2 separate regions of the Homo sapiens genome follow, and region 2 is linked to region 1. A link is a loop called in an ENCODE intact Hi-C map of the cell type or tissue named here. Cell type or tissue: endothelial cell of umbilical vein. All regions are shown on one strand. Each heading gives the region's core, and the rest is flanking DNA. Links, peaks and the distances in the headings are about the cores only. Region 1 overlaps CPED1 (cadherin like and PC-esterase domain containing 1). Region 2 overlaps KCND2 (potassium voltage-gated channel subfamily D member 2).

Region 1 (2,828 bases), core at 296-2,795:
TTGGTTATCCTGTTCACCTAGCCTGAGTCTATTAATCAATAGTTTATTCTTAGTTGTGTGTAGACATATTCCATGTCTCACTATATAGCCTGTGAGAATAAAGTATACTATAAAATAAAGTATATTACAATTGTTTGGATCTTCCTCAACTAATACATCGCCCAGTGATTGTGATATGATATTTGCCCCAATAAATTCTTCCTGAACCATTATGTTTGCAACAGAAATATTAGGAGTTAATCTGAAACCTGGATCAGATTTCTAAAACACATTGCTTGCTTCAAAATAATGAGAATTTTTTTGCAGAAGTGGTCAAACTTTTTATTTTGAAGCCATCAGGGGCTCTGCCTGGGGATTATGAAGACTGAGTTAAGGGTACAGAGTACAATCAAGTTCCAGGAGTTCGCTGCTGAGGTGGAGAAAATTCACCCTAAAATTTACATACCTGCTTTGTGAATAAAACCAATAAGTGAAAGAGAACTATACTGTACTGTAATTTGTATTATTTACTTATGCATTTTAAAAACCTTCATTTTACACACACACACACACACATACATATACCCAGAGAGAAAGAGATTGAGAGGGAGGGAGAGAGTTTGGTGTTGGGGGATATACTGTTTTGAACTTCAAGATGATCACTCTTCCAGTCTCCTTCTGGTGGTAGAGACAGATATTGAGCAACAAGAAACTTACAAGTGTTATAAAAGAAAAATAGTAAGTTTGCAGTGCTCAAGGCTGTTTTCATTTATTTTCACAGAAGTCCAGGGCTATGCACTGATTTCTGATTTGCAACATATCATCAATATTAGAAAATAAAAGCCCACCAAAGTGATGCATTAGCTGAAATGCACAGAACTCCATAAATTGTATGGTATATAACATGTTACTCATGGAAAGGTGATGCTCGTTATGACTAGTCTCTTGAATTTACTTTTCATTTTAACCATAATTAATATTAGTAGGATAAATGCATTGTCACAGGCGTCTAGCCTCTTCCAATCTGACACATCCTGTTGAAAAATATATTGATAAAGACTCAAAATGAGAGTTGCAGCAAACTATAAACGAAGTGCAATACATTCGTTTTCCTTAATAGAATCTTAGAGTCTTTCATTTGCATTTGAAGTTGTGGTTAGAAAGGAACATGTCTGGCAGAAGTATAATTAACTGAATAAATAGGGTAGCTTTGGAAGATGTTTTACTCTTTGATGGGTTGGGTGTGCTCCTTTCTGGGAGAGAAGCATGAACTCTATTATATAGAAAACCCCATTCAAATCCTGTGATTCATTGCATCAATAACTTTTAAGACCATTTTCTTTCCACTTCTCCTAGCACCATCTAATGGTGAAATATGGAACTTTCTCTTTTCTTCTGCGTCACTTTCATTAACATCATAGGGTTAGAGCAGCTGTGCAATCCCAGTGTTGATACTCATTTCACAAGCAAATGTGTTGCATTTGAGAAGGCCAACTTTTGCCCAAAAGGAGGTACTCTGATTTAGAAAAATAGGCAAGTAAGTGCAACTTAGAGATTGAGTACAGTCAACAAGCATAATTAGTACTCGCTTTTGGCTTGTTGTGTAGATAATTATGGTGGGCTTTATGATTTATGCTGCAGGATTATTTTATAGATGTTACCCTAAAATAATAACAGGAGAGAACATTAATTTGTTGAACTTATCGTATGTCAAACACTGTGTCAGGCACTTTATACACTTCCTTCTTTCAACCCTCTATAGCAGTTAATTCATCCACATTAGCTGAGAGGGCCTTTTCATGGCGCATTTTGCCCCACCTATTTCTGAGCATCTATGAGAATGTATGTATGTATGTTTTGATATGAATTTTAACCCTAAAGGAAGGAATTTACAGTGATGGCAGAAATCAGGAATCCTATGGCCCAGGCTTGCAGCAACCTAATTCCAGTTCCACCTAGCTGCTAAATATAGTCATGCAACTTTGGGAAAAGTCCTTAGCCCATTTGAGCTGCTTTTCTAGACTTGTAAAATGGAAATAATTAAACTGACCATTCTTTCCTTATAGAGTTATGAAAATGCTTTATAAAAGAATATTATGAGTCTATGAAAATAATATATAAGAGATTATGTCTATATTACTCTGGATATCCATGGATTGATTTGCAGAAAGCAATTGAATGAGGTTTTCTGTTTTCTACCTCAACATAAAGCTGTCACAATAATATATAATGTGCTTTTTTGAGGCATTCTGATTTAGAAAGAAATAGGCAAGTAAGTACAATTAAGAGGTTGAGTATAATCAAAAAACATAATACTTGTTTTTGGTTTGTTTTCTAGATAATTATGGTGGGCTTTATGATTTTATGCTGCAGGATTATTTTATAGATAGATTACCCTAAAATAAAGCAGGAGATGACATTAAATTTTTAACTTATATGTCAGACACTATGTCAGGCACTTTATACACTTCTGTCTTTAAACCATCTATAGGATAACCATCTGTAAGATAGATATATTCATGCCTTTTTTAGATGAGTAAATGAAGCCTTCAAGAACCTCTGGGCTACACAGCTGTAAAGCAGCATATCCATATCTAAAGTATTATGCTATAACTTTGTGATAAACTTGAACCACTATACTGTATTTTAAGTCTGTCTTATAAATAAGAAAATAAGAAAGGAGCTATTTAAAGAAAATTGTTTCAGCTAGGCCTAATGAGAAACTGAATTTACCTATTCTATTATTATTTATTATTCTTTCATCAACTAAAATGATCCTTTAAATTTCTTATTTATAATAATATTTATGCATAAGCAGAAGTTAAGTGAATGTGCTGAAGGCAGAAGAC
Region 2 (2,828 bases), core at 77-2,576, 500 kb before region 1:
CTTTCCAGTCTCATTTTTAGCTACTACACACCTATAGAACTCTCAGAAGGACTTTCTGTAGTTTCTTTAGCTTATGACATTAGTTTCTCATCCTATCTGGTTTGCATTGCTCTGTGTGTGTGTATGTGTGTGTGTGTGTGTGTGTGTGTATGTTTTATGTGCACATATCTTGTTTCCTCAGCTTCCCTATCAGCTCCTGAAGGACAGAAAGTATATTGTACACTTACAGTGTAACCAGTAGTTCTGGCAGAGTCTCTTACTCATAGTTAAGATGGTATAGATACTTGTAATCACGAGGTTAGTGGATAAGTACTCAGTCACTGTCAGGAGCATGGATAAGGAATACAGCGTAGCTCTTTATCCATTGTTTCAGATCTCCACTCAGACCAACACATCCTACAGAGCAGGACCCACCGACACATTCATCGCCAGTTTTGCTAATTCTTCTTGATGACTATTTTCATTTCTATCCCAAATTTCTATTCAAATATTGATTTTTTCCTAATGAATTTTATAATGTGGATATAATGTTAGTCAGTTTTTGAAATTGAACAACAAATTGTTGATTTGGAGCATGTATATGTGTGTGTGTTTTATATTAGTTTGTTAGAGCTGACATGAGAAAGTACCATATACTGGGTACTATGAAAATCTATTTCCTCACAGTTCTGGAGAAAATGCAGAGAAATTGAGATCAAGGTGTCAGCAGAGTTGGTGCCTGTGAGGTCTCTCTCTGGCTTATAGATGGCGGTCTTCTCCCAGTGTCTTCCCATGGCCTTCCTTCTGTGCCTCTCTGTGTCTAAATGTTCTCTTCTTATAAAGACACCAATAATATTAAATTATGGTCACCTTAATGACTTCATTTTCACTTAATTAGCTCCTTCAAGGTCCTTTGATATCTCCAAATAATCACCTTCTGAGATACAGGGGTTAGGAATTCAGCATAGGAATTGTGGGGGGGGGGACAAAATTCAGCACATAAAATTTAAGTAGCAAAGTAATTGTGTGAAAAAAAGCAATATAGAAAGAGAAGAGAGACATTAAACTTTGAGGAAGAAAAAAAAGAATCACAAAAATGTAATCAGTCATCCACCCTAATGTCTGAAGAATTCAGCAGGGAAGGTGTCAACCACAGGACATCAGGGAGGTCACGGGACTCAACACTGCCATTTCAGTGAAGAAAAGGAAGTAGCTAATGTATCCAGTGAAATTCCAAAGGGTGTTAATCATATCAGTTTTTATTCCCTTGAGAAATTCTCTTGAAACTGAGGTAAACATCTGGAATGCACAATTGACAGAGACATATGGAGCTCATGCTGTAATAATATAAATATGCTTTCTATCCTCTTTGGGGGCATAAGTTACATTTTGAATTATGTCATCACACATATGCTGCCCTTGTGTATCAGCAGTTTAGCATTACATGCAGATCTAAAACTGTCCCTAGGCCTGGGTCATTTATTGATTGTGTTCGGTCATGGTTTTTACTGATCATTTCTAGTCTCACATTCAGGTGGCTCTTTCAGCGCATTTTAAAGTTTCCTTGCTGCTATCCCTGCTGTTATTTCTTAGGTGACTCATGTTGTAATTTTCCAAACTGACTGTCTTCACAGTGAGAGGAAAAGCATTCACGCAGCTAAAATGGATTTTATGTTCAATGTCATTCTAAACTATCAGTGAAAAAAAGTTGAACAGGTTAGCATTTGAAACAGGTACATGGGGAGCATTATAAAGGGGCTCATTTAGGAATTAGCTACCTGCAGAACATCTTCATGTCAGAAAGATTCCTCGAACTCACAGAAGCATAATGGGACTCACAGCAATACTAATCCTTAGTGGCAATCCTAAATACATGGACCCACTTTCTGCCATATCACTATATGTGACATTCTGCAGACTGTGCACACTCACGTGCTCACGCACACACACGCATGCGCGTGCACACACACACACTTTGGGTGAAAGATGCAATATTAGTTAAAGCAAAAAAAATCATAAAATATGCAATTGTATTGGGTTTGTAAAAGAAGAATACCTTATTAATTATCATGATTGACATTGAAATGACCAAAAAAATTCAACAGTAGAAAAAGAAGAAAAATAGGGAAACATGATTTTTTCAGTATATTTGCCTTAATTAGAAGAGTGACTTTTTCCAAGTGGATGATCATTCTCTCTTTGGGGTGGTGGCATATAAGAAGATTGAGTTTAGACAGGGCTTTTTCTAACTCTGAAGGCATCTCGTAGTTCCTGACACACACTTAGGTGTGCCTCTCTTCTTGAGAGTTACCAAGTATAATAAAGGCATTACTAACACTTGCTTTTTGTGCCTAAGGGGAGTGTAGAGACTTTTTTTTTTTTAAAGAAAATCTCCTGGGAAATATTATATCACAAAACTCACCTCTGTGAACAAATGTCTTTGGTTGGATGATTCTCAAGGAAATGTGGACGGAAGAACAGAGGCAGAGAAACAGAAGGGGATGGGGGGTGGAGTGTGGGACAGGAGATAGTGAAGGTAAAGAAAGTCATCATGGTTGACAAAGGAGTTTGATATGGTCTGATTTGAAATTCTTTAAGCAGATGAGAAAAGGGAGGTGCACAAACTTACATACTTCCTAGGCATGTCTTGGGCAGACAGAATGAATAGAGGAAAGAATGCAGAGAAACATATGGTGCTTGGACATAGTAGAGAAAGCATGGGTCTGAATTCAGGTAGATAAAAAGAGCATCAGTTTGCACCATACATTAAGTAGGTCAGAGATCACACATTAGGTATCAAGGGGAGAAAAGAGAGTAGGAAATAAGTAGAGGGCAGGTGTCATCCATAT

The links. A loop is a pair of places that touch in the nucleus more often than their neighbours do. Peaks named below come from ENCODE experiments on the same cell type or tissue, not always from the same donor. Only the 100,000 strongest peaks of a DNase experiment are listed, where the experiment ranks them.
Region 2: a loop joins it to region 1, with 2.1 times the contacts of the local background. A loop is called at or near these places in 3 of 110 quality-filtered maps.

What each region holds. Positions count from the first base shown.
Region 1 is chr7:121,080,175-121,083,002 of GRCh38, forward strand. The region is part of intron 5 of CPED1 (cadherin like and PC-esterase domain containing 1); the gene reads left to right. Among named protein-coding and RNA genes, the nearest start is that of CPED1, 93 kb to the left of the region's middle. In endothelial cell of umbilical vein, for the core only: a CTCF peak has its summit at 1,349 (motif pointing left); a DNase peak (open chromatin) is centred at 1,347.
Region 2 is chr7:120,582,831-120,585,658 of GRCh38, forward strand. The region is part of intron 1 of KCND2 (potassium voltage-gated channel subfamily D member 2); the gene reads left to right. Among named protein-coding and RNA genes, the nearest start is that of TSPAN12, 270 kb to the right of the region's middle. In endothelial cell of umbilical vein, for the core only: no CTCF peak of the experiment used is centred there; a DNase peak (open chromatin) is centred at 1,251; H3K27ac peaks cover 1,569 bases.